5 separate regions of the Homo sapiens genome follow, and regions 1, 3, 4 and 5 are each linked to region 2. Evidence: chromatin loops called from intact Hi-C (ENCODE). Cell type or tissue: heart right ventricle. All regions are shown on one strand. Links, peaks and the distances in the headings refer to the core of each region. The heading gives the core; the rest is flanking DNA. Region 1 overlaps PDE3A (phosphodiesterase 3A). Region 2 has its middle 98 kb from the start of LINC02398. Region 3 overlaps PDE3A (phosphodiesterase 3A). Region 4 overlaps PDE3A (phosphodiesterase 3A). Region 5 has its middle 90 kb from the start of PDE3A.

The links. Peaks named below come from ENCODE experiments on the same cell type or tissue, not always from the same donor. Only the 100,000 strongest peaks of a DNase experiment are listed, where the experiment ranks them.
Region 1: it touches region 2 in a loop (4-fold over the local background); 5 of 110 quality-filtered maps call a loop at or near these places.
Region 3: a loop joins it to region 2, with 5 times the contacts of the local background. A loop is called at or near these places in 35 of 110 quality-filtered maps.
Region 4: it touches region 2 in a loop (3.0-fold over the local background); 23 of 110 quality-filtered maps call a loop at or near these places.
Region 5: a loop joins it to region 2, with 2.9 times the contacts of the local background. A loop is called at or near these places in 3 of 110 quality-filtered maps.

Annotation. Positions count from the first base shown.
Region 1 is chr12:20,622,134-20,627,133 of GRCh38, reverse strand. All of the region lies in intron 5 of PDE3A (phosphodiesterase 3A), which reads right to left. Among named protein-coding and RNA genes, the nearest start is that of SLCO1C1, 71 kb to the left of the region's middle. In heart right ventricle, for the core only: a CTCF peak has its summit at 2,204 (motif pointing right); no DNase peak of the experiment used is centred there; H3K27ac peaks cover 392 bases.
Region 2 is chr12:19,913,230-19,919,604 of GRCh38, reverse strand. No RefSeq gene overlaps it. Among named protein-coding and RNA genes, the nearest start is that of LINC02398, 98 kb to the left of the region's middle. In heart right ventricle, for the core only: a CTCF peak has its summit at 3,752; no DNase peak of the experiment used is centred there; H3K27ac peaks cover 787 bases.
Region 3 is chr12:20,374,703-20,379,702 of GRCh38, reverse strand. The region is part of intron 1 of PDE3A (phosphodiesterase 3A); the gene reads right to left. Among named protein-coding and RNA genes, the nearest start is that of PDE3A-AS1, 6.9 kb to the right of the region's middle. RefSeq lists a silencer at 4,614-4,908. In heart right ventricle, for the core only: a CTCF peak has its summit at 2,510; no DNase peak of the experiment used is centred there; H3K4me3 peaks cover 4,923 bases; H3K27ac peaks cover 5,000 bases.
Region 4 is chr12:20,612,207-20,617,206 of GRCh38, reverse strand. PDE3A (phosphodiesterase 3A) reads right to left here. Exons shown (of 16, transcript NM_000921.5): 3 at 3,507-3,764; 4 at 823-977. Among named protein-coding and RNA genes, the nearest start is that of SLCO1C1, 81 kb to the left of the region's middle. In heart right ventricle, for the core only: no CTCF peak of the experiment used is centred there; no DNase peak of the experiment used is centred there; H3K27ac peaks cover 440 bases.
Region 5 is chr12:20,275,344-20,281,718 of GRCh38, reverse strand. No RefSeq gene overlaps it. Among named protein-coding and RNA genes, the nearest start is that of PDE3A, 90 kb to the left of the region's middle. In heart right ventricle, for the core only: a CTCF peak has its summit at 3,353; no DNase peak of the experiment used is centred there; H3K4me3 peaks cover 473 bases.

The sequences.
Region 1 (5,000 bases), core at 1-5,000, 710 kb before region 2:
GTTCAAAGCCCATGAGAACATTGTCCATTTCTGTCTTGACACCCTGTTTTTTCTGAAGGCAATTTATGAGAAGAGTGATTTTTTCATTGCTAAGTTTTAGTAGCTGCCAGCTGATTGCTTCAGATACATGCAATTCACTCTCAAACACACATTTTAAAATTCACACAACCATTAGAGTTCTTGGAACTCACGGATTAACTAAATTTAAACAAACAAGCAGATTTTAAGACATCAAATTTACTGCCTGGGATGAAATTTAAAATAAACCTGTAAGAGAGAAGCTCTGCTTCTATAGTGTTTGTCTACATATTTTGAACACTTTTAAAAGCATAACTCGGCTAGGCGCGGTGGCTCATGCCTGTAATCCTAGCACTTTGGGAGGCCGAGGAGGGCAGATCACTTGAGGTCAGGAGTTCGAGACCAGCCTGGCCAACATGGTGAAACCCCATCTCTACTAAAAATACAAAAATTAGCCTGATGTGGTGGTGCATGCCTGCAATCCCACTACTCAGGAGGCTGAGGCAGGAGAATTGCTTGAACCCAGGAGGCAGAGGTTGCAGTGAGCTGAGATCCCACCACTGCTGCACCCCAGCCTGGGCGACAGAGCAAGAATCCATCTCACAAAAAATACATAAATAAATAAATATAAAAAAAGTGTAACTCTTGGCAACAATCATGAGAAGCATGGATATTTCTATTCTGCAGGTGAGAAGCTAAAGTTATAAAAGTATAAGTTCTCTTTTTTTTTTTCCAAAGCCAAACTACTATTTTTCCTAGTGTGCATTATCTTAGTTTACTTAAAGTTTAAAAACAGAAAGAATTAGGATGTGCATGCATATTTTGAAGACCGTATCGGTCTTCAAAAAGATAGGGAGATAAATGCAGATAATAACCAAATTTTCTTTATAGAAAGGATAAACTATAAATAAATTATTTCAGATACAGAAAGAGGACAGTCTAAGGAATAGGGATGAATAACCTTTGGAAGTTTTTAAAATTTTCTAAAATGCTTTCAATGTAATCATGTCTAAAGTTAGAGGGATGACCGTTAAAACCTTTGAAAATCTCATCTAATTTTACATCGCACACTCACACATTTACACACTCACCCATGAGTGAAGAGATTCCGATAAACATGCATTCTCTCAAGTATATTAATGTTTATCTTCACTTCATATTTGAGTAATTTTAGCAGATTCCAGGAAGAAGACATAGCTCATGAAATATAAATTTTTGAATGATTCAAACTGTCCTAATGTGAAATACTTAAAATCAAAACATTTAAAAACAAAAAATTAAAAATATAATTTTAAAAATAAAGTCTAAAATGCCAACTCCTTTGAGTAATTCGGCCTTTAATTCCTTGTTCCTGAGGGCATGAGAAAATGTGTGTCAAGACACAAGGAATTTTGGGCAATCAAAGAGAGAAAATAAACAATACTACAGGGGAATTATTTAAGTGAATCCATCTGTTTTGTGCTATAAAACTCTCTCAGTTTAATTTTAATGGAACAAAAAAGGAACCAGCTTGTCTGATAAAGACATCTCTTTTTTTCCATGCCCAGGTGAAAATGGATAGCCCGAATATTTTTTCCAAAGCAGAAATTGCATCTAAAGAGAATGCCAAAGAAGAAGAATCACAATACCATGATTAAAGTTCTCTATATTTTCAAATTTTGTATAGGAAAAACAGAGTCTAGATTATAGGTGTAGAGATATCTCTTATCACTGCAGTCGGCAGCCAAACTTACAAGAATCCGGGAAAGGACTACTGCAAATACAGTAACGATAAATTCAAGGAATTTTTAAAGCAGAATAATATCATGGTAGCTCCACAATGTCAGTGACTCATACTAGAAGAGCAAAATTGAAAATACAAATTATATTTGAATCTCCTGCTTTTAAGCTTTTATTAAAGGAGTCCTATGTGATTTCGTTCATTTATTTTATATTAGTAACTGCATAATAATTTGTGTTTCAGCTATTTAAAATTAACATTGATTGACTGAACTAGAGGACACGCTGTTTACTTGATTTGCGCAAAGAACAGATTTCATTAGCCCTCTCTGGAAACAGGGTATTTATCTTTCTGTATGCCTCTTCTTACTTCATACTCGCTTTCCCTCCGCCTCATTGCCTATTGCTGCTACATGTTTCCTCAGACTCTCTTCACATTTCATTTGATTCCATTTGCTTACACTCTTTGCCACGAGGGGGCTCTTCCCAGCTTCTTTCCATGGAGTTTATGGAAAACCAGGATGCATCACAGTCAACTGCATCAAACATGTCACAACCACTTAGCTCCATCAACCCAAACAGGGAAGCAAGGATTTTAAAGCAGAAGGGCCCATCTGATTAGGGAGGGTTGTAATCTCTTTAGGCTCTCTGATTCTTGATAGATGTGTTTGTCTCTTTTGGCTGAACTTTAGGAATTTAATTAGTTGGATTCAGCATGCCTGGGATATAGGTTATTTTATAAACTTTTAGCTGTGCTGTGACAGCTGTCTAAAGATGCCACAATGCAAAATCCACTCCAAAATGATCATGATAGAAATGCCTTATGCACTTGATGGCAAGAATGGAAGGGGGCTCTTGCTATGCCTGTGGCTCTCATTCCTACCACCTGCCCATGTGGTATCTTATGTGGACATTCCTTCCCTTTTACATTTTGCTCCTTTGCTCTTTCTTCTAGAGTGAAGTCATACAAACTGGGGATCAGGACACAGGAATATGAGGCTGTTCCATCACTTGATCTGATATTTCCAGGGTCTGCCCTAACCATAATTTTCAGCTTCTTGATCTTATCATGTTGGTTATTCAATATTTTTTATGTTATTACTTAACCGAAGAAACAGGAAGAGAAAACCAAACCCTTCCATTATCTTGTACCCACCCAAGGACAGAACCCAAAATATCCTAGTTTTAAATTATGACAATTTGTCATCCTCATTTTTTTCTAGTATGAAGTCATTAGGACAAAAGAAAGTATTCAGGATTAATTGCATGACCCAGAGAAAGCAAATTACTTAACCTTCTTTTCCCTCAGTTTCCTCATCTGAACCCCCTTTTTGAGCTACACATGGATTTAGAACACTTAAATTTATATTTCATCTCTTGAATTACGTATTATTACTGTCTGAAATTTTAGTTCTGTCCTTAAAAAATCTTATAAAAACTATTCACAAATCTGGAAATACTATTATTTATGAATTTAATGTTTGTTTGGATTGACCCATGGTTTTCAGATTTGTTTAACATTTTCATTAGATCTCAAACTTTCTCTTCTTCTTCTTCTTTCTAGAATACATCCATCATAAATTCTTTCTAGAATACATCCATCATAAATTCTTTCTAGAATACATCCATCATATATTCTTTCTAGAATATATCCATCATATATTCTTTCTAGAATATATCCATCATATATTCTTTCTAGAATATATCCATCATATATTCTTTCTAGAATATATCCATCATATATTCTTTCTAGAATATATCCATCATAAATTCCTTTAGTAAAGATTTGGCGGGTGGTAAAGTTTTGACTTCTTTCAAATTGTCTTTAGTTCACTCCTATTCTTGTAAGATGCATCTGCCAGGCACAAAATTTTAGGTTACCATATTGTTTCAGAAATTTGAAGAAAATATTCTGCTGTGTTCTGACTGCCAGTATTTCTGACAACTCTGCTCTCAGCCTGACTGCCTTTTCTGAAAAGGAAATTTGTCTTTTCTCTGGTAGACCTTAGGATTTTTGTTTGTGTATATCTTTGGTGTTGTGTAGTTTCACTATTTTGTATCTACGTGTGAGTTTCTTTCCATTTACTAGGCTTCACCTAAGTATTTTTTGTCTTCTATCTGCTACTAAAACTATGATTACATATATCATGTACATTAGACTCATTTTTCTATATCTCCTAAAATCTATTATACTTCCCAATTCTTCATCTGTGTTGCTTTCTGGATAATTTCTTCCGATCTTTCTCTACCCAGTTTAATAATTCTTTCTTCAGTAGTCTACTATGCTATTTAATATTTCCTTGACTACATTTCCAAAAGTTACATTTAGCTGCTCTGCAGTTATGTCTTTTCTCATTGCTATTATTTTTCCTTAAATATGTAAATTTTTAAATTAAATTTTAATTTAAATATTTTAACCCTTTTACAGATCTAGAAAGTTATATTTTTGTTTCTGTTAACTCAAACTCATGGTGTTTCTTTGTGCAATTAGTGATCCTGGTTGTAAGCTCCATGTTTGAATCTGATCTGATAAAATCTCATGGCCCTTAACTGGTGATGCTTCCCTTCCAAAAGTATCCATATATATTTTTGTAGGGAGCCAAGGGGTCCTACATACCTAAAATCACTTTAGCACCCCTTTAAGAGTCTTGGGTTTAATGTGGAATTCTCAAATGCAGTTTCTCTACCTTGCTGGGGTCCCAGATGATTCTCCTTATTACTGAGCAAATCCGTATTTGCCTTCAGGAATATCTCAATTTAAGTATTTGCCTACATTAGCCTACATTGCCTGGCCCTGATGAAAGCTCAATTTTATTAGCAGGTCAATAATGACTTCTAAGTGACAAAATTTAATGAACATTTCTAAAGAGCAGAGAGGACCAGATTAGTTGTTGGAAAAGTAGATTACCTTAATGGTCTATTTTACTGATGTAATTCCAATAAAATGGTACAAAAAAGCTATCGAGGCAAAGCACACAATTCTGAGGGACTAGGTTCCCATAAAGAAGAGAACCTCAGAAAGGTGAGCCAAAATCCTGCAAATTGTTCTTGCCTTCATAGCATGATTTACTGACTATTGGCATGGAGTAAGAAGTGAAGGATCCAGACAGAGGGGTGCAGCTATTTGGGAGGCAAGCCAGCAGAGCTTCTAGCAATGTCATGAGGCTGGTGACATAAAAATTGGAGTTTGGGGTTGCCATGGAAGCCAGAACTTGAATGTTTCATATCTCAGTGGGAAGTGGGCAGTTTTCCTTTTAACCATT
Region 2 (6,375 bases), core at 661-5,660:
TATTACAGGATCAACTTTACTTCTGCATATGCTTAAAATTTTGTTAATACAATGTTTCTAAACTTCTGTAGAGAGCCTATTCAAAATACAATCTTGGTTTCTTAAGAAATCTGCAGAATTTTCTGGTCTTGGTAGTTGCTTAGCACTCTAATCTCTGTATTTGCTGACCATACTATAAGGTGACATAAACTAAGTATATTAGTTTATACTCTTGTTATATCTTTGTAAATGAACCGGGCCAAAGACCAGGTTTTTTTTTTTTTTTTTTTGGAGATCAAGAATTATTTTTAGAGATTATTTATGATTATAATGTGGGACTGCTAAGGAAAAAAATATCCAAAATTTGGAAAAAGGCAAAAGGATGACTACATTTTCTTTCAAGTCATGCACACACACGTGTAGCACACACATTCAAAGATTATTCAATTCTCTAAATTATTTGCCTCTGTTTGATTTACAATTTACTATTGATTAGGGTATTTTACCACTCAATGAGGGTAGATGTTGACTTGTAGAAAAACTTATAATGTTCATGTATATGAATGCTTGTGATTTTTGCACATTGATTTTGTATCCTGAGACTTTGCTGAAGTTGCTTATCAGCTGAAGAAGCTTTTGGGCTGAGACAATGGGGTTTTCTAGATATAGGATCATGTCATCTGCAAACAGAGACAGTTTTGACTTCCTCTCTTCGTATTTGAATACTCTTTATTTCTTTCTCTTGCCTGATTGCCCTGGCCAGAACTTTCAATACTATGTTGAATAGGAGTGGTGAAAGAGGGCATCCTTGTCTTGTGCCGGTTTTCAAAGGGAACGCTTCCAGCTTTTGCCCATTCATTATGATATTGACTATGGGTTTGTCATAAAAGCTCTTATTATTTTGAGGTGTGTTCCATCAAAACCCAGTTTACTGACAGTTTTTAACATGAAGGGATGTTGAATTTTATCGAAGGCCTTTTCTGTGTCTATTGAGATAATCATGTGGTTTTTGTCCTTAGTTCTGTTTATGTGATGAATTATGTTTACTGATTTGCCTGTGTTGAACCAGGCTTTCATCCCTGGAATGAAGCCAACTTGATCCTGGTGGATACGCTTTTTGATGTGCTGCTGGATTTGATTTGCCAGTATTTTATTGAGGATTTTTGCATCAGTGTTCATCAGGGATATTGATGTGAAGTTTTTTTGTTGTTTCTCTGCCAGGTTTTAGTATCAGGATGATGCTGGCCTCATAAAATGAGTTAGGGAGAAGTCCCTAGGCGATGGGTTGACAGGTACAACAAACCATCATGGCACATGTTTACCTATGTTACAAACCTGTACGTTCTGCACTTGTATCCTGGAACTTAAAATAATTTTTTTAAGAAAACTTATAATGATGCAAATGATTCTTGACAAATAACAATGAAAATAAATTTTGTCTCCTAGAGATTAGTAGAGATGTTATATAGTAAATCCAAATGACTCCTGTCAGGTAAAAAAAAAAAAAAGATAACTCCCAATATTATATTTACTTGCTCTAGAGGACATTGACTAGATTGTACCTAACTTAGCAATCTTTCATTCAATATTTATTCTTTCAGTGACTACACTTGTTCTCTAGTATACTCCTTTGAACCAGATTTATCACACTTAGGGCTAATTAAAAAGGTAAATCTTTAATGTGCTCACTTAAAAAAACTGTGTAGAAATACCCAAATCCTATATTAGTATCAGGCATACTATCTCTCCTTAAGGATCTCATGGAGACATAAAGGAGCAAAGGCAAAATCAAACAACACTTTATTGATATTGGCACAGCCTGAAACCCCAACGTGGAGCTCTATGTTAATTGGATTCAAGAATTAAAGAGTGATTTTTCCTTCTACCTAGCCCCAAATCTAAATTTTATGATCAGGCAGCTACCCCAGATTTTTTAAATGAGGAGAGTAAGGTGGGTGGCCAGACTGCCCTATGGATCAGCCTGCCTGCCAGCCACTTGGAAGAAAGAGAGAAGAAAGGGTCATATCCATAGGTAACCTTTAAACGAGTATCAACCCTTTGGCAAATGTGGCCTAATCAGCATCCTGAAATTTGATAAATCAAATTAGCCACAAAATCCTTTTTATTGTGGTGGCAAGGATTAGGAGAGGGGCTGGGCCTTGAGTTAGCTAATCCCCTAGATAGATGCCTATCTTCCACAGCAAAATGGATGTGAAAATAACCTGGGATAGGTTATCATCTAGCTGGAGAGGCCAGACTTTGAACATTAAGTAGTGTTAAACTAAATTTGGCCTGAGGATGTGAGTCCTTTCATAACAAACTGCAGCCTCACTTAGCACATAAACTAACAGAAGACCTAATTTAGGAGTACTCCTGTAACAATACCTGAGTCTCAGCCAGTGACAACAGCTGAGCTTCACTTAATTGCAGGTGGACAACTGATCAGATCTTGTTCAAATAAGGCAAACACCGAGTTGTAACCAGGAGAGCTATCTCTGCATCTTACTTCCTCCTCTGTTTATTAATGCTGCCTGACCACACTGTGGACTGGAGCTCTCCGAACCTGTTCTCGTTTTGAGGGTTGTGGGTTCAGGAATTATTCTTTGCTCAATTAAGCTCTGATAAATTTAATTTGATGAAAGTTTTTCTTTTAACAATAGTAAGACAAGAGCTATCAATACAGATGTTCTAGGGTAAAGGAAGGAAATATTACTATGGACCGGGGTGTTGTAAATGAAATTTGATGGGCAAAATGCAAGATTTTTTTTTTTTTTGGAAAGAAGCAAATACAGGAAAATCCAGGAACGCTTTGGGGTTCTAGGGAGTGGGAGAGTACAGATTCTATCCTGAGATACCAATTTTAATTCTTAAGAAAGAAGAGAGACTTTAATAGAAATTCATGCATATTTAAATAAAATATAAAAAGATGATGGGGGGAGGGGAGAGTCAGTGCAGCAGGACCAGAGGCACAATGCTAAGTTCTAACACACACTGACATCACTGCAATACCCTGGAATAAAGGAAGCCCTAGCTTCCAGCAGTCGGGACTTCTCTCTCTGCAAGCATAGCCTCAAAGCACCTCTGATGGATGGCTCCCAAGACATTTCATTGCTTGAAGTTCAGCAAGTTTGAATTACCCTCTAGACATCAACATTAACTTCACAGGTACTCATTGTTAATCTCCTACTAAAATAAATTGGATTGGATGAAAGAAAATAAAGGGATATGAGGTGGAAGAAGGATGTGTTTGGTTGGGAAAAAGAAAAGAGGGTGTTACAGAGGCTCAACTCCAGACTGATCAAACAATGAAGCTTGGTATGAGCACAGAACCTGCAGTGGAAAAGCCAGTCCTGGCTATGCCACTAGCTGTCTTGGACAAGCCATTTAACCACTCTGATCTTGTTTCCATATCTGTAAAATCAGAGAATTAAATCAAGAGAAATGATCTCCTAGCTTCCTCCGACTCTAATATTTTAAACTTTAATTGTGAGCACAAGAAATTAAATTTAACAGTAGACAAACAATAGAAAAGGAAAGGGACTCAATTTCACAGAAGTAAATCAGCAACAATCACTGGTTCTAACCCCTTTACAAAACCTTTCAGTTGTTTACTTTCTGAATAGAAATCAAGCATATTAGAGAATGAGACAATCACAGTCCTATTCACAATACTGAAACAAACATAAAAAGAACCTCAAGGACAACAACAAAAACACATGGTCATTGTTTTATTAATGAGATGCTGCCTCCTGCAGTACAAGGTCAACATAACACTTAAGCTTCAAATGTTTGCTCACAGCCAGACCATTTTATTTTAGTAGTCTTGCTTTGGGGAAGGTTTTTTTGTATGTTTTTTGTTGTCTTTTTTTAATTAGGGTGATGGGAGAAAAATGGGATAGCGCTTTTAAAAATTGCAGTCATTTGAAGGAAAATGCTTTCTGACTAATTATGCAAGTGTCTCTGAGAGTTGGTTGCCTTCACACGTTCTCTGGAGCCTGGCTTTCTTCTCTGTGCTTTGTGCCACCTGGTTTGCAGCTGAACAAAGAACAATCCTCTCCCTTTTGCATTAGTCTTGCTTGAAGAGTTCATAAGAAAACAGTGATACCAATTGTGGCAGGCTCTTGAGAAAGTGTAATTACACAGAAACAAATAGGGTATGTGTTAGCCTAAATATGTCTGGAGTGATTTATTATACTTGTTACAGTTCAATAAGTTTTTGTCTTTGATGTGGGGGTTTTCACTGAGGAAAATGTATGGCAAATTCTAACAGTAAAATCAGCATTACAAGAGCATGAACTCTGGATCCAGACTGCCTGGGTTTGAAATCCAGCTCTGGCCCTTACCAGCTATGTGACCTGGATTAAGTTACTTAAACTCTCTGTGCCTATTTCCTCAGCAATGAAATAGGAATAATAGTAAAACTTATATTCTTGTTGAATGAGTTAATATTTATAAAGCCCTTAAAACGGCATGTAGTCAGTGCTACGTAAGTATTGACTAGCACTGTATAAATATTTGTTCAAGAAACTCAGAGGGGGATGAATGAAGACCTAAATTCTTACTTTTTAAAATATTTTTCCTTTCATAACCAGCAATCATGTCTCTTTTTTGCATCTCTCTATCTTTAATAATTGTTATCTTTTTCCTATCCTTTTTTTCTCAGATTATTCTTTCTTGTTTTCCCACCATTACGGAGAAAGTAAGAATCAAAGTATCATAGAGCAGGAAAGTATTTCTAATGGGGTTTAGTCCTTTCATCCACAAGGAAAAAGAACTGAAACCTAAAGAGTTTAATTGACATGTCTAGGGTCAAATAAGCTGATAAATGGCTGCTTCCTATCAGACATTCGAAAACTCCTTCCTCTCCAAAACCCACTATTTCTGATACTGAACTTACAATTATTGCCCACCTCTCTTCTCTCTCTCTACCATACCTTACTCCAGCATAGGACTGGGGACTGAGTATCTTGCTCAACTGCATTCTTAATTACCTTTCTAATCTGGTTACTTGAATTCCCTTTTGCTGGCATACATAACGTGCCCACAGTTCTGGAACAAAAATGAAGACACGTGATAGGAGTTTTTTTTTATTTTTTTGTGCATAATATGTAAATTAACATACATAAAATGAGTTAGGAAAGCATAAAATTTAAATCACAGATGATTTTGCATTTGGAGAATTAACTTTATTTAAAAGAATGAAGTTGCATGAAATTCATACTGTTCTAAAATTCAGATGTGTACTCTCCTGTACGGGAGGAAAAAGTGGCTTCCCTCCACACTTCTGGATTGTTTGGGCAAAAAGTTAAATTAACATAAGGCAGATTAACAAGAGAAAAACCATTTAAATTACCTACATAGCATATGGGAGTTCCACAAAATGTAAGACTTGAAGAAGGGTCAGATGATTGAAGCTTATCTAGCATACTGAGCTATAGAAAGTAATAGGAACTTGAAGCTGCTAATGGGGAGGAAGGATGAGGACCACAGAAGTTATGGAAAGATGAGAAGAGGAAATGTATAATGAATAAAGGTTGTCCTATTATGCATAATAATAAATAAAAGGTCTCTCAGAGCAGCCCTCCTTTAGATATAGATATTTTTACTAATGTAGATTTCCTTCATGGATATAAATTTATTATCACACAAATTTTCAGTGTTAACAGCTTTTCAGGGGTACTCCTCTCGTGTCTGCAGTTCTCCGCTTAAAGTATGCCAGAGTAGTATATTTTGAGGTGGCATATGTTTCTTATGGTCATATTTTGGGATGATGTGTCCTGAGCCCCAACTATCCCATATGTACAGGCGTATACTGCATACAATTTTAAAAACATGCATATTCAAGCCTCTAGAAGCTTATTGCTTCCCATGTTGTGTTCTTTCAGTCACCGGGCAATGGGACCTAGGACCACCAAGGTATATACACTGGCACAATTTAATTATCATCATCATTTATTGAGTAACTACTATCTGCAAAGATTTGGTGATACATTAAATTGAAAAAAAGAAAAAAGGCCCAGCAGTGTAGCTCACAGTTTAGTGGAGAAAACAAAACAAACAAACAAAAAAAGACAATCAAATCGGTTAACTTAAAATGAAGAAAAACACACAAAAGTATTGGGGCCTCAGATAAGAGTTAAAAGTAGAGCAAAAGGTATAATTGGGAGTTGGGAGTCTAGTTGGGAGAGATATAAATAATTAATAAATAAATACACATAATTACCAATTGAGACTACCACTGTGAAGTAAAATATCTGGGTATGAAAATGAATGAGAAAAATAAACAGGTGGAGGCTAATTGATTTGGTGTATCTAGGAAAGTTTCTCCTGGAAGTGACCTGCAGCTGAAACCTGAACAGCGAGTGGAGTGAAAAGTGCTCTAGGCAGAACAGCATG
Region 3 (5,000 bases), core at 1-5,000, 460 kb before region 2:
CAACTTAGTCACTACCTCAACCTCAGGAGAATGGGGAGATAAATATTTCAGGTTAAAAGTCTTTTATTTCTTTTTCATCCATTTTTCCTACCATCCAGCCAGCACTTACAATAAGCAAGACACTGGGCCAGAATTTTCTAAATGAAATGCTTATGGCTGAGAAAAGGAAGCTACAAAAATTTGATTCCTTTTATAATAAAAATTGTCTTAATCTGAATCTGACTTCCTTAGTTCCTGAGACTAGAAAGCAAATTCTCAATACAGCATAAGCAGTTCAGCAGGCTCTCTCCCTTCCAAACTTCCTGAGAGACTGCTGCTGAGGCTGGACCCTGAAATAATAACTCCCAAACAAGGGGATGTTTCATATCACGAGGACAAACACTGCTCACTAAAGAGCATTTCTGAAGTGGATCTCTAAAATACGATAAAAATAAAAACTATTTCATTTATTTGTGTTCATGCTAGCTTAAAAATGGGCTAAGGATGCTGATTCCACATAGCTGTATAACTGTTGCCACAGAATTAAACATTACCCACTGAATAATATCTCTATGACTTCAAACTTCCATTAGGTCTCTTTAAGTGGTTTATACCTGGAGAGGAGGAAACACTTGCCACAGACATAGCATAAATATTCAGTTATTTAAACTTACTTCACAAGATGGAAAATTTTTACTAAAATCCTATTAAACCAAAACCACAAGATTCTTGCATAAAATTATTTCAATATTCTAACAAGGTACTGGGAGAGACAGAATGGCATTCCTTAAAATTTTAAACACATTCGGAGGGAGAAGACTCTATTAGGTAAAAAGAAAATGAAATGAAAGAAAATGTGCATGTAGATAGAGATGGAGAACAGAAAAAGACTGACCAAAAAAAAAAGTACCAGAACAACCTCTATATTAATTTAAATCAACTTCAAAATTAGCCAGAGCTAACAGTGACTAGTTACATTCAAGTATAAACTCTTTCAAGAAACAGATGTGTGTTACAATGACATTTCATTCTTCAGCTAGCTTCTTCAAGAACTCTAAATTAAGTCAGCTTTTACCAGAAGCGAGCCAGCATCCACATTATTTCATTTTGTCCAAATGTGCTTCTTTGTATACCATGATTCTATTGCCTTTTGATCTTTTTAGAATTTCTAGTAAGTGAAAATCTATGTATCTATGATATAAAATCTGTCTATATTAATCTGCAGTGTAAAAATAAGTAATATACCCTGTCCCAATCACTAAAAGCATCACACACAGATATAAACGTTATACACATAATAAATGTATTTTTAAAAGTTAATCTATATATCTATATATAAAGTAAAATGCCATATATAATTTTCTCTTTATTTCTTGATGTAGAATTGGAATTACGGCTATTGTTAACGAATTCATAGAGTATAAGGAAAGGTGATGGAGAGGACATGACATTAAACATTTCCAGACTTTTTCATCTGAAATCAGTTTGAAATTGCAAACCGGAGTGAACTCAGAAAATGGCTCCAAAACTCACCTAATCTAAATTCCTACTTTAAAAATTCCACACTATCAAAATCTCCAATCTGCTCTATACACAGAATGAACCATTTTCATTGTGTTTCCATGAAAGTGGTATTTATATAAACAGTAGTGAAAAGTTAGCCCTTTACAGACACTGTTACAATTTTCATCCATTAAAGCTAGGAGCAGGCTTGTGACTTTTAGTTTCCTAAGTTACAAAGATAATGACCTACAAACATAAGCACTTTCATTTCTAAAGAGACATTAGATAACCCAATTATAGACTAATCATCATGAACATGTGTTGTGTTTACAGTGTATCCATAAGCAATCCCTGTTACATACCAAACTCCTAAAGGCAAATTCATAATTAACTGGAAATATTGATACTGTGTTATAAATCAGGTTAATATAAAGGTCTTTTATTAAGGAACTCTGCTAAATCTCCCCCTCCGATGAAAATAATCATATTTTAAAATAAATGCAATAATGAGAAATGAAGAAAAAAGGGCAAATAGACTTGGCAACTATTAGAGTGGTACAAAAATGAGCTATCAAGATTACACATATAATTTTAAAGACTGTATATTGTTATTAAATCTACAAAGACTTTTCATTATAACTGAAGAGGTGACATTAGTATCTCAAATATTACAAATCTTTAAAAATATAGAGCTGCACTGTCCAATATGGTAGCCATTAGCCACCTGTGTCTATTTAATACTTGAAATGGGGCTAGGCCAAACTGAAATGTGCTTTAAGTGTAAAACACACACAAGATATTTAGACTCACAAAAAAACAGAATGCAAAATATTTCATTTTTTTTACACCGATTACATGTTGACATGCTATGCTGGGTTAAATAAAGCATATTATTATAATTCATTTCATCTGTTTCTTGGGTGTGTATGGCCTCTAGAAAATGTAAAATCAAATGTATGGCTTGTGTTGTATTTCTACTGGACAGTGCTTATCTATAATGTTTATAGGACTGTTTTCATCAAAGCCACTGGGTGACACTGTTTCTTCACTAAATTGATACAACCAAAGCAATTTTCTGCCAGGGGAAAATCACACATGCACACACACAAATCATAAATGCACATACAGGTACACACATGCACATGCACATACACACACTTCAGCAAACAATATGTGCCCCCTGTAACCAGTCATCTTCTCAGGAGGAAAGAACATGAGTGCCCTTAATGTAATATTATTATTATGTTAGCAGGACTGGCTATACTTGAAAGCTTTAATAATCATTCACAGATTCCTAAATAACAAATGACAGCTCTAATCAAATCAAAAACACAGACATTGCTTAGTTTGTGACTTCTCTCAAATAGCTTTCCATCTTCGAAATGGTAATGTTCTTCATGACCTCCTCTGATATTATACCCTATTTACTTATATTTTAATGAAATTCTAAGGAAACACTGCAAAATAACAGGTGAAAAAAATTACCAGCTGTTTTTGCTAATGAAGAAATGCCTTAACAATCTGCAGATTATGCTTTGCCTTGAATTTGGAAATCCTGAACATACAAAAATAAACATATTGAAAATCTAAAATAAAAATATTCAATATTTAAGCCACTGCTAAATACTTTTGTTTGATAAGACTCCACAAAGTTAGACTTTTCAGTGCAACTGATATTCATTTACGTGACAAAGTCAAGAATAATTCATTCCAGAGGCTACCTGGTATTAACAAGTTTTGTGTTATTTACACATCTGACACTCAATCTGATTATTCAGTCTTCTAATGCTGAATGAGAATTTAGAGTTGGCTCCATGGGAAAAATTACAAATGATACCCAGGGTTAAAGTTAGCAGCCTGACTCCTTTCCTACTGTTTCCTCAGTAGCACAGTCAAGTCAAAGAGGAAATGGACAAAAGCCATCTTGCCTTGGGCTATCTTCACACATATAGCTAACTCTCAGTTTCCTTCTCTCTAAAATCAGACTAATTGTAGTCTACTAACTACAGCCTTTTCAGAATTAAGCATTTAAAATATCAGTGCAACCAGCTATTTACAGTCATAAACTAACTCGACATAAATACAATCAATCAGTGTACTATTTTGAAGTGTAACATGTCCTAAATGAAATATTATTTTACCTTTGTTTCAGAGCAGACTGTAAAGGTACACCAAAGTAATTTCCATTTTCAAAAACATTCTCCATGTCTTCAAAATGTAAAGTTGCTTAAAATCTAAGCCATTTATGTTTAACCATCTATGTGTTGAGGACCTTCTGAAAACCTATGACACTAAGACTTTTTGCTCCTAAGAATGAACAAATGAAGTTCTGCATACAATTTCAGAGAGGAGATGAATGAGTCCTGGAGCCAGGTTAAAAACCTGCTCCAAGTTATTATATGCATTTCTCCATTATCTAAGATATTTCACTGTGACTTCCCTTTTTCTTATGTTCACTTCTCATTAATCTCACTAGGCTCTAAACTTTGCAGAGACAAATGCTGTGTCACATCTATCTGTATATTATTTTTGATTTTTAGCACAAGGACTAATGCACAGATAAAATGTGTTGATTTGAGACCTGGTAGGTTGATTGATCAAAGGCCTTTATGGATAATGGGTAACATTAGCTATGGGTAGCATCTTCTTTTAAAACAGTGGTATACATTCACAATGAACAGGTATGGTCAACTAATATTTTTTACGATTGTCATACAACACATCTTCCTCTAAACTACAACTCAGGCACATCTGTTAGACTTTTTTCTCAGTGATCAAATCTGTATATTTTATATCAATAACAGCACAAACATACATTCTCAGTTCAAAGTTAAAACAATTCCATAGTAGCCTTACTAAAAAAACAAACAACAACAAAAAATCTCCTTTAATAAAAAATACTACCTATCATGAAAGTATATATAGGTAATTACCAAAAGGATTCAAGTTTCTATATAAAGGAATTATCTTCATTTGAACATTAATGGAACACATCTTTAGGTGCAAGAATAGGAGACTGGACTTTCTGAGGGTCTTCAGAATTATTTCACAGAGGTTCATTAAACACATGAATGCAGAATATAAGCATAATATTTTTTAATCTCAATTTGAGGGTTTTTTTAAGAAGATATAAACACCACACAGAAATGGAGCAGGAAGACTCCACTGAAGAGGAGACATATGGCAGCTAAGTAAACAATTCACCATAAACCTGTAGGGTTATGCATCACTTCCGGGAGCATAAGACATTTCCCCATCGCCCAATGCAAAGGCATGATACAATAGTTGCATTGATTATCTTCACACATCCAGGACAGTATAACTCACAACAATAACTCTTTCTCAAAAACACAACTCCTATCCTAATCCCAAAATAAACTCTTTCTTTTGATAGATAAAATAACACACGTTTTCAATGAAGTCAACATTGACTCTACTGGGCTGACTGACACAAACCATATTAATGGAAAAATCTTAAAATATATAGGCATACTTCTAATTTTGAGGTTTATAAACAT
Region 4 (5,000 bases), core at 1-5,000, 700 kb before region 2:
AAATTACTTCTGATATTGCTGTCATATAATACGACATAGATGTGGATATTTTTTCATTCATTAGGTCATTGATAAAACTTATACATGTGTTTCAAAAACCTGAAATCATACGGTAAATGTTCTCACAATTAATGAATTTGAATAAAGTAAGATAAGTATAATATTTTTATTCTAAATAGAAAAGGACACAGTATCTCCCTCTAAATGCACTTTCCTTAGCTATTTTCTTCAAGATTCTTTTTAGATGTTAATATAACCTTTTCTTTAGTTTTGATAATTCTGGCTTTTAAGTTGCTTTCAAAAATTGGAATTAATATCCTCAGAAAAGTTTAAATTACCAAATGTTTGAACATATCTAGGTGTTCTTAGGATGATCTACTTTTGATTTGCTCTTTTGTCTTTTGTACAACGCTAAGACAGCTGGTCTTGTGGGAGGCTAATGACTGGGCTGGGGGATCTCATATCAAATGCAAATGTCAAGTTGTATGCTTTTGATTTAAGGGTCTCGGTATGAATCTCAATGTAGATAAAATTACCTACCTTTATCCTGGGCTTAACCCTTCCCATCTAAGGTCACAATGGCAGAGATCACATCAAGTCACTCTTTCCACTTATATATAAGGCCACACAACAGATGTTAAGCCTAATTATCTGATGTTAACCCCTATACTGCTCTGCATTTGAACCATGTACCCTTTCCATCTTCAAAGCTGACCTCCAACCAAATGTAATTGGTTAGCCTTCCTTCTCCTGTAATTTATAACTCATTTTTGGCAAGTAACTTCTCTAAGAGACATTAAACCAGCAGGAGCCGTATGCCACCTGGATGAAGGTGCTTCCTGCAGTTTGATGCTGGTGCTGCGGTCTCTCCGTACTGGTGCAGGCTCCAAGGTGGGTAGACCTGTGGCCGAGGTGGTGGTGGTCCAAGTGGAAGAAACTCGTCTCAACAAGCCAGGAGGCAAACTCCTTCTCAGGCGCTAGGAAAGAGACTTGACTTCATTACCCAGAATATTTTATATCTCTTAAATTTTATGTAATATAATAGAAGGAAACAAGCTTTTAATTAGAAGTGAATTGACTAAATTACATTGGTTTAATATCACCTATCTATCTAAAATTTGAGTGCTCAGAAATTTAATAAAAGACTCTCTGGCCAAAATGAATGCATATTATAAAAATAAGCAGTCAGGCGTAGTGGCTCACGCCTGTAATTCCAGCACTTTGGGAGGCCAAGGCGGGTGGATCATCTGAGGTCAGGAGTTTGAGACCAACCTGGCCAACATGGTGAAACCCCGTCTACCAAAAATACAAAAATTAGCTGGGCGTGGTGGTGGGTGCCTGTAATCTCAGTTGCTCGGGAGGCTGAGGCAGGAGAGTCACTTGAGACTGGGAGGCGGAGGTTGCAGTGAGCTGAGATCACACCACTGCACTCCAGCCTGGGTGACAAGAGCAGAAGTCTGTCTAATAAATAAATAAATAAATACATAACCAACCTTTTAGGGTCTTTATTTCAATGCTTATACAAATATGTGATTATAGGAGTGAGAGTCAATTGCCTCTGGGATAATTTTATAGTTATATTTATTCAACAGGATTTACACACCTATACACACATATTAGTTATTATGAGAAGTTCTTCCTCAAAAGTCACTTGTTTGGGGGCATGAATTAATTTATATCACCTTGCACCACAGTCATACCCCCAAGTATTATTGACTTTATTATCTTCATTCACAAATGAAAGGAGCTCAAGTCTTTCATAAAATGCACCACTTCTCTTATGATTAATGTAACTTAGACAACAGAGATATGGGTAATGTCATCAGTGTCAACTCCTCTTAATAGGAGACGCTGCTGGCCAACCTGCTGTTCCCCTTCTTATTTCTTCTCCCACCATATCCTAAACAGGACATGTAGCATCATCTGCACTGAGACAAGAGTCTGGGATCACTAGGATGAGCACCAACACTCTAAAGTGGTTCTTGACCTTAAAAGTTAAACTGGGCCAGGCGCAGTGGCTCACGCCTGTAATTCCAACACTTTGGGAGGCCAAGGCGGGTGGATCACTTGAGGTCACGAGGAGTTTGAGACCAGCCTGGCCAACATGCAGTGAGCGAAAATCACGCCACTGCACTCCAGCCTGAGCAACAGAGTAAGACTCCGTCTCAAAAAAAAAAAAAAAAAAAAAAAGAAAGAGAGAAAGAAAGAAAAAAAGAAAAGAAAAAGTTAAACCGAAGGTCTTTTTCCTATAACTTCAGCAACAGTCATAACACACAGAACCACAACCCACTTTTATCTGCGGCTAATCACTCCTAATAAACCAACCACATAGGCATAGTTCACAAAGACATTCTGCTCTTCCAAAGAAGGTAAAAAATTTTGAGAAGTGAATTATATGTCACCTTGGGATTTAAGAATAGCTCTGATATTAAATAGTTTCCAGTGTCTCTTAAACATCTGAATGTGCATCTTAGAAGGTAATTCAGTTGGAAGAGAAAACTCAAACACTCTTAAATACCAGATTTCTTGCCTTAAATCTGTCACTAACCTCAGGTCTAATTTGAGACCTGAAGGAACCAGTTAATCTCTCTCTCCATTTCCTTACTATCATATTATACTTAGGTATATCTTTATCAGGGAATTTCATATTGGAAGGAAACTATGTAAATATGTTATTGACAAAGTTATGAAGATCACATTCCTGAGAGAAGAGACTCACAACAGCAGAAGCACAGATGTTACTGACTGACCACCAGCTCAAAGGGATAGCTGATTGTTTACTAAATAAATAACTGTGCTGAATATACCAGAGACCACTGACACTGATTTGTCTTTAATATGACTTATTTTTAATTAATATTGAGATCTAAACTGGGTGAGGATCCTCCTACAATTTACTTTCATAAAACTCATGCCATATATGTAAAAAGAATGTTTGTGTAATTTCTTCCTTTTACATATAAAATATATATTTATAGAAATCACTAAGGATATATTTTACTTTAAATAATCTATAATTGACTAAAACTGTTCTGGGTTCAAAACTGTGTATTGGAAAGTCAGGAGGGTATTTTGAAGTATATCATTCAAGAGAATCAAAGAGTAAAGAACCTTTAGCTTTAGGAGTCAATGAATTTTAAACAGAATCTGCACTAGAAAGGAGCAAGGATTTCTGCCTTCTTTGTTTTGTTGTTGTTGTTGCAATATCCTTATCACCTTAGAAAAGCGCCTGGCATATAGAAGAGAAAACGTTTTGCAAGTAACATGAAAGATTAAATAAAAGAGGTAACATAAAAAGATAAATTTTCTATGTATAGAAAACTATCAAGTATAAGGACAGAAGTCTTTATGTTTAAATATTTATTACTTCTGTCACCACGATCAACACATTTTGCCTGAGTCACTGATATGAATCTGCAGATGGAGTTGAGGTGACAGGAAGGAGACCTAGAAGACAATTAAAAAAAATAGTTTAACCCTTTAAGGGGTATGTCATTACTACCTACCTTTGGAATAGCAAGCTTGTCTTTTTCAGAGCTCTCTTCAGAGTCAGAACAGGTATAGTTTTCACTGAGCGAAGTGACGGGATTCACTCTGGGCTTGTGAATGGCCTGGAAGGTGAGCTGTGTGCTGAGCAAGTTGCTCACGGCTCTCAAGGATGTGCACACGTTTGGTGGAAGAGAAGGGTCTGCCAGGAGGTCGGTAATGAGGCCGTGGGCCTCGCCCATGACGGCGATGTCCACAGTAATACTGGTTCCTGAAGACTGAGACACAAACCAAGACAAGATCAGGCAAGAAAAGGCCTGAATCTGAAGGCACAAAGCATTAATTTGGACTTTTTCACTAAGAAATGAATTGGGCTGATTCTTTAGGATTTCAGTACAGTAAAATTCACACCACCTATTTCAAATTCTGCTAAAATGTGCCCTAGCTGCCACCCTTTTTTGCATTTGTGGCCCATTTTTTAATGCTAGAACTTGGGGAGGGTCAAGCATATTTGAAGAAATTAAAAAGATGAACACTAGTTTTTAAAAGGCAAAAAGTTTCAGAGATCTGGGGAAGAAAAACTTCATATCACTCCTTATGAAGAGCTCAACATTTTACATCTATGTTCTTTAGGAATTTCACTCCAAAAGTAACATTAATATACCATAAAATGTTATTTTTAGTAATATTTTAATGTGACACTTGAACCTGGTGTTTATTCAATGAATATTTTTGCTAATGGTAGTTATTCAATGAATGTTATTCGAGATAGACACAAAAAAACTCCATTTGTGTGCTAGTTCACAATCTGTCTCTCTTCCTGTTGTTGGTTGGAATAGAAATTTCAGTTCTGGGATTCTGTGGCACATCTGTCATATTCTGCCAAACTGCCTATCAGAGCAGAGTCATTACTCTGTCCTCACAGCAGAAACGAAGAGCACAAAACACAGAGGCCATATATATTTACTTATATAAGTAACTATATTACTTACATATAGTTTATTACTTATATAAGTAACTATATTACTTATATATAGTTACTTATATAAGTAACTATATTACTTATATATAGTTACTTATATAAGTAACTATATTACTTATATATAGTTACTTATATAAGTAAGTAAATAAACTCCAAAGAGAGAAAAAACAGAAGTATAAAGTTGTACGATTAAAAGAAAATATGAGGGACTATTTTATAATCTTGAAATTATAACCTTTAAAAATAATATGAATTCATAGACTGCCAAGGATATTCCTAATGTATCTGACTAAATGAAGATAAAAACTTCTACATAAGAAAATATACCATAAGCAAAGGAGGAAATGGTCTGTGAGAAAATGTTTGCCACACAGAGAAGATAAAACATATCCAAACAGAGAGCTTCTAAAAAATCACTAAAGGACAAAATTGAAAAAGGAAGTGAATAGGCAATTCAAACAAAATGTAAATAACCAATATATATATATAAAGCCACTTATGTCCACTATAATTAAATTGCAAATCAACATAA
Region 5 (6,375 bases), core at 807-5,806, 360 kb before region 2:
TGTCAAATATGTCTTACATGTCTCAAGTTTGTTTGAATTCAGTAGATATTATAAATTATAAACATATCTGGATGGATGTAAAGCCAGTTGCTAATTAGTATAAGAAACCATGATTAAGTTTGGCATATTCAGTTTTTCCAACCCCCCCAAAATCTCTTTATTCATAATTAGGCAAGTTAAGTCCCCTGAAAAACTGACTTGGAAATATCTTGACTTAGCATGTGTTATTAAAAGAGGAGACACAAAAGATTTTGGTGGAGTGTTATAAAAATATTTTCCCATTTATTTTGCCCAAACCAACTGCACTCTTTTGAAAAGATGTATAATAAAAATTAATTTTGTGAATTTATGTAAAACATATGCTTTGGTGTTTTATGTTAGACCTTTATTTCAAACATACATTAGAAAATAGGCAAATAAATGTAGTCCATGGGTCTTCAGTTATAGTAAGTAAATCTGAACTCTCCTTTTGGGGTTCCCACTTCATTCGTGAATTCAGTAGATATTATCCCACTTCATTTTTCTCTGCCTTCATTGCTACTTCTTTAGGCTCTTCCTTTTAAAATGCCCCTTCCTTGGTCACTACTACACTTTTTTAAACTAAATAAAAACTAGGCAATATCTTCCCAAGGGGAGATTTATGGTCAGAAAGTTTCCAGAGTTCTATGATTATAAGACTCTCCCATCTTTTTCTCAAGGTTCCACTGTTAGTGGTGTCTATATAACACAGTGTTTAGAAAATTCAGGCAAAGTAAAGGAACGTGTCTTGATTGGCTTCAGAAAAACTTTCCTTGAATTCATTTTTCCTTTTACTTGCTGTGGTCTGGAAGAAATTACTGTAGTTTCCTTGTACGTGTCAGATTGGAAGTGTTGCTTTCTCTAACATTAAATTTAAAATCTTTGTATCTGTTAAGAAAACATAAATGAGGGGTCTGTTGGCTAAGGAAGCTGTTACAGCTCCAAAACTAACCAAAAATATTGAGCAAGCCGCCTTAGGAAATGCCTGCAGTTGCGTATCTTGATGATGTCATCACCACATAAAGTCTAGGCCAAAGCTTCAAAGGTTAGATAAAACTGATCAGAATTTGGAAGGACAGACTCCTAATAACCAAAGCCCAAAAAGATTGATTCACCAACAAAAAGAACAATTAATTAATTTTGTGTAGGAATAATGAGAGAAAGGGCTGTTTTTATTCCTTTTATCTTATTGAAATGAAGTTCTTGTATTTCTCTTTGCAAAAGGAATATAGAACATTGTTGTTATTGAGGCTGAATTTTGTGCCCCCTTATACAGACCCACATGTTAAAGTCCTAACTTTCAGTATCTCAGAATGTGACTGTATTTGGAGATAAGGTCTTTAAGAGGAAATAAGGTAAAATTAGGTCATTTGAATGGGCTCTAATGTAATGTGACTAATATCCTTATATGAAGAGAAAATTTGGGCACAGATGCATACAGACAGCAGGACATGTGAAGACAATGGGGAAAAGACAGCCATCCATAAGCCAAGGAAAGAGGCCTCAGAAGAAACCAACCTTGCTAATATCTTGATCTTGGACTTCCAGACTCTAGAATTATGAAAAAATAAATTTCTGTTGTTTAAGCCACCCATACTGTGGTACTTTGTTATGGAAGTCCTAGAAAATTAATATAATTGTGGTTAAAAAAATACTTAAAAGAGGAATGAAGACAATAAAAGATACATATCATCTCCCTAAAAGTTGCTGTTACAGCATTGAAATATGCCCTTTTACCTATTTTATTGTGTGTGTGTGTATATATATACACACTATATATATATAGTGTGTATATATATATAGTGTATATATATATATAGTGTATATATATATATATAGTGTGTATATATATATATATATATATATATATATATATATATATCTCACTAGTTCCATGTTAGTAGAATGCCTTTAATAGCTGGATAATATTTCATTGCATTATTTTCCCTTTTATTATTTAGCCAAGCCCTTAGTATTCAACATTTAGGATGTTTTCAACAGTTTTACTCCTATAAACAGCCTTCAATTGAAATCCCAGTTCTACAACTTTACTAACTCTGTGGATTTAGATAATTCAATTAGCAATAAGTTTGGGGAAAAAGTTTATTTAAAAGTTGGACTATCAGTTTTGAACTATGCAAGCAAAATACCTTAGCAGAGTTTAGGGTTTTTTTCCTTAGAAATGCATTTTTTTACTGTTGGATTAAAATCTTTAGCAAGTCATTAGCACTATTTCATGCATCTGGGTCATGTTGATAATATTCTTTGCCAAAGTCTGATTGCTTGTACATTATTTCAGGATGTACATCTTACTTTGTATTTCAGACTCCTCGACACTCACAAATTTAAAACAGCATTTGATAGGTAAATTAATTGGCATTTCAGTGGAGGCTTAATTAAAAGTTTTCCTTGGATGTAGTATTCTAATAATATATGACCACTTACTCAACTTAACCTTCAAATTTGGGCTGGGATCACAGGCATATACATTAGCATAAGTTAAATATGTTCAAGTTCTTTTTTCCCATTAGCAAAAAGATCAGCCAATAAAAGAGAGAATGATAAATGAAGAAACCTTACAAGTATTTAAAACACTCATTGAGGTGTTAGTATTAAAAATTGTCATCACATTTTTAAATAGCTTTGGCTCAGCTATTATACAATTGAAGAGATGTTTTATTTTATCTTAATTTGGAAATTACTTGAATCAGGTACAATTTTATCTCATTCTCCTATAGCAAAACTGTGCCTTAGTTACTTTTGTGTAACCAGAAAAAAAATATATGTATATCAGCTGCATATTCTGTGAAGTCTGTTCAAAAGACACGAATGATTTTTTTCTATGTATTTTCTTGTTTAATAAAACTCAGCCTTTTGGTCTTTGAAGAGGATAAAAGCAAGTACTAGAGAGCTTGCTTTTTTTTTTTTTTTTGAGATGGAGTCTCGGAGAGCTCACCTTCTTCAACTATTTAGGAAGATTGTGGTGTTTGATGTCACATCGAAAGCAAGGAAACCCCCAAGCAGGCTGAATGCTTCCTTTCAGAAATTAAGTTTGAACATTAGTCAATCTCAAGATGAACTGTTATCAGTCTCAAGGTGAACTGTTGTAGGTGCTTATGAACTCAGAAAATAGGCTTTGGTCGGGCTTGAAAAAAAAGCTAGAAACAAGTGCATAGCTCAGAATTCTCCCCAACACATTTGGCACAAAACACAATTAATAATATTAATGGAACATATTTTGATTGATTTCTAATTTTTACATAATAAAACATGCTATTGAAGTCAGAGCAAAGTTCAAAATAGTGTAATACAAAGATTCAAGTTAATTACCCTCGTCACTAGGCGTCGCTTATCACAGAGCTTAACTCAGCTTTGCTCTTGCCTGCAAAGTTGCAGCAGAATTTTTGTTTTACTCTTTCTAATTATGATACATGCTCTTTGCAAAAAAACAAAATTCAGAAAATTCAAAATGCAGATAGGAGAAAGTAAAAATTATGAAAATGCCACTACCCAGAGGAAACTTCCATTCACATGTTGGGAAAAATCTCACTATGCATATATGTAAATATAGGCATAGGCATACAATCTTTTATAAATAGAATAGCAGTGAGGTTAAAAATGTAGGCTTTGCAGGCTTACCTACTTCACAGGGTATTATGATAAGTAAATTAATTAATAAACAAAGAATTGTGCCTGGAACATAGTAAATGCTCCAAAATATTTATTATTATCACTTATAGATTTATAAGGGCCAAGGACCACAAGTTTGCAACCCCTGGGCTAAATCTTCAAAAGAAACTTCGATAAAACTTTATATATAAAATTCGAAATGTTTTGTCAGCCAATATGAGTTGGATTAAAGATAATGATCACTTGCCTTTGGGGATAAAGGGAATGAGTTGATGAGAAAAACCAAAGAAATATATGTAGGTCATTGTCGCTAGTTTTTATTTGGGGCAAGAGTAAAGAGGAAGGTTGGTTCTTGGGTGCTCATTCCATTTTATAAAAAATACAATAAATTTTAACAAAACAAATAACATCCCTAACATCCTTTATTGAGGTCCTGTGCTTTTAACCTACCACTACACTGTGGATAGTGAATCATAATGATAATCAATAAGACAACAATAGTAATAATCCTTAATAGGAAACAGTAATTAATACCTTACTCTGTGGCAGGCATTTGTTATTAGCACTTTGCATACACTAATTTCAGTCTCACAATAATCTTTTGAAGTGGAAAATATATACCCTAATTTTAAAACGAGAAAATTTTAAAATACTTATCATACAGTACTGTGACAGCTTGAACAGCTTAGCAGAACTGGTCCCCTGTGAAATTAGTGAAAGTTATAAAAACTCAATCATTTGAAATCTCTGCAAATTGTCCTAAAAGAATACAACAACTGAATAAACATCTATCTAAGAAAATCTACAAAATCCTGTAAAAAAGTGGGAGTCAGGTGCATTTCAACCAAGACCACTCCCTCTCTCCTTCCTCCCAGCTCAGCAAGCCAAAAACTCCGCTTCAATCTGGTGCAGCGAAGAGCACAGGGCCTTCTTCCAGGGAGGAGTAGGATGTCAGCTTTTCTCATCTTGCCCCCAGCTACCTGTTGCTGAGGCTAAGTTCCTGGTGAGTGTTGTTATGAGGTGAGGGTTGTCTTCTAATGCCCAGCTCCCACTCATGTAATGGAGGTCCTAACCTTGAGTGCAGTGCCAATGGGAACACTGGGACACTATCACCTCGCTCTAGTTCATAAGGTTGTGGTTCCATGACAGAAGAAGCAAGCTGAGAAGAAAGGCTACTGCCTGCCTGCCACCTCCACGTAGTACTCAACTTGTAAAGAGAGGGTGTCAGCCAGAGAGAATTAATTGTGCCATTGTCCTCACCTCCTGCTCTAGAGCCCTTGACCAGAAGTTTTGCCCAAGCAAGAGGTAGGCCACAAAGCAGATAGCTACTAGTCTCTTCCCAAAGGAATTGACTTCATTTGTAACAATCTGAAAATGAAATTAAGAAAATTTCATTTACAGTAACATCATAAAGAATAAATGCTTAGACTAAATTAAATACAATAAATGCAAATCGTATACTCTAAAAATAATAAAACATTGTTGAAAATTTAAGAAGCTCTAAATAAGTGGGAAAAACCCATGATTATGAATTAGAAGGCTTAATACTGTTAAGATGGCAATATTTCTCAAATTAATCTACAGATCTAATGCAATTCTTGTCAGAATCTCACCAGACTTCTTTGCAGAAACTGACAAGCTAATTCTAAAGTTCATATGGAATTGCAGAGGACACAGAATAGCTAAAACAAACCTGAAAAAAGAGGAGAAAAGTAGGAAACTTCACACTTGAGTATTACAAAATTACTATAAAGCAACAGAAATCTAGACTGTGTGACACTAATACAAGAATAGATGTATAGTTTAATGGAATATAATTGAGAGTCCAGAAATAAAATCATGTGTCATTAGTCAATAGATTTTGACAAGGGTTCCAAGACCATTGAATGGGAAAAGAATAGTCTTTTCAACAAATGGTGCTAGGAACAACTGAATAGCCACATGCAAAATAATAAACTTGGGTCCTTACCTAATATCATCTATAAAAATTAACTTAAAATTTGTTATAAACCTAGATATAAGACTTAAAACTATAAAACTCTTAGAAGAAAACATAGGAGTAAATCTTCATGACCTTGGATTTGGCAAAGGATTCTTAGATATGATATGAGCAACAAAGAAAAAACATAGATAATTTTGACTTTATCAAAATGTAAAACTTTTGTGCTTCAAAGGACACCATCAAGAAAGTGAAAAGGCAACCCACAGAATGACAGGAAATATTTTGCAAATTATGTATTTGACAAGGGATTTGTATTCAGAATATATAAAGGACTTTTATAACTCAATAATAAAAAGACAAATAACTAAAAAATGAGCAAAGGATCTAAATAGACATTTCTCTAAGGAAGATATAACAATGATCAATAACCACATGAAAAGATGCTAGCTTTTGCCATCATTGGTCATCAGGCAAATGCAAATCAAAATCACAGTTGTAAAGTGACAGATACCAGATACCACTTACAACCACTATAATGGCTAGAATAAAAAATTTAGATAATAAATGTTAGGACATGAAGGAATTGAAAACCTTCACACTGCTAGTGGGAATGCAAAATAGTGTAAAATGTTTTGGAAAATAGCCTGAAAATTCCTTGAATGATTAAACTAGAGTTAGCAAATGACTCAGCAATTCTACTCCTAGGTATATTCCCAAGAGAAATGAAAACATATGTACATACACACACACACACACACACACACACACACACACACACACACACA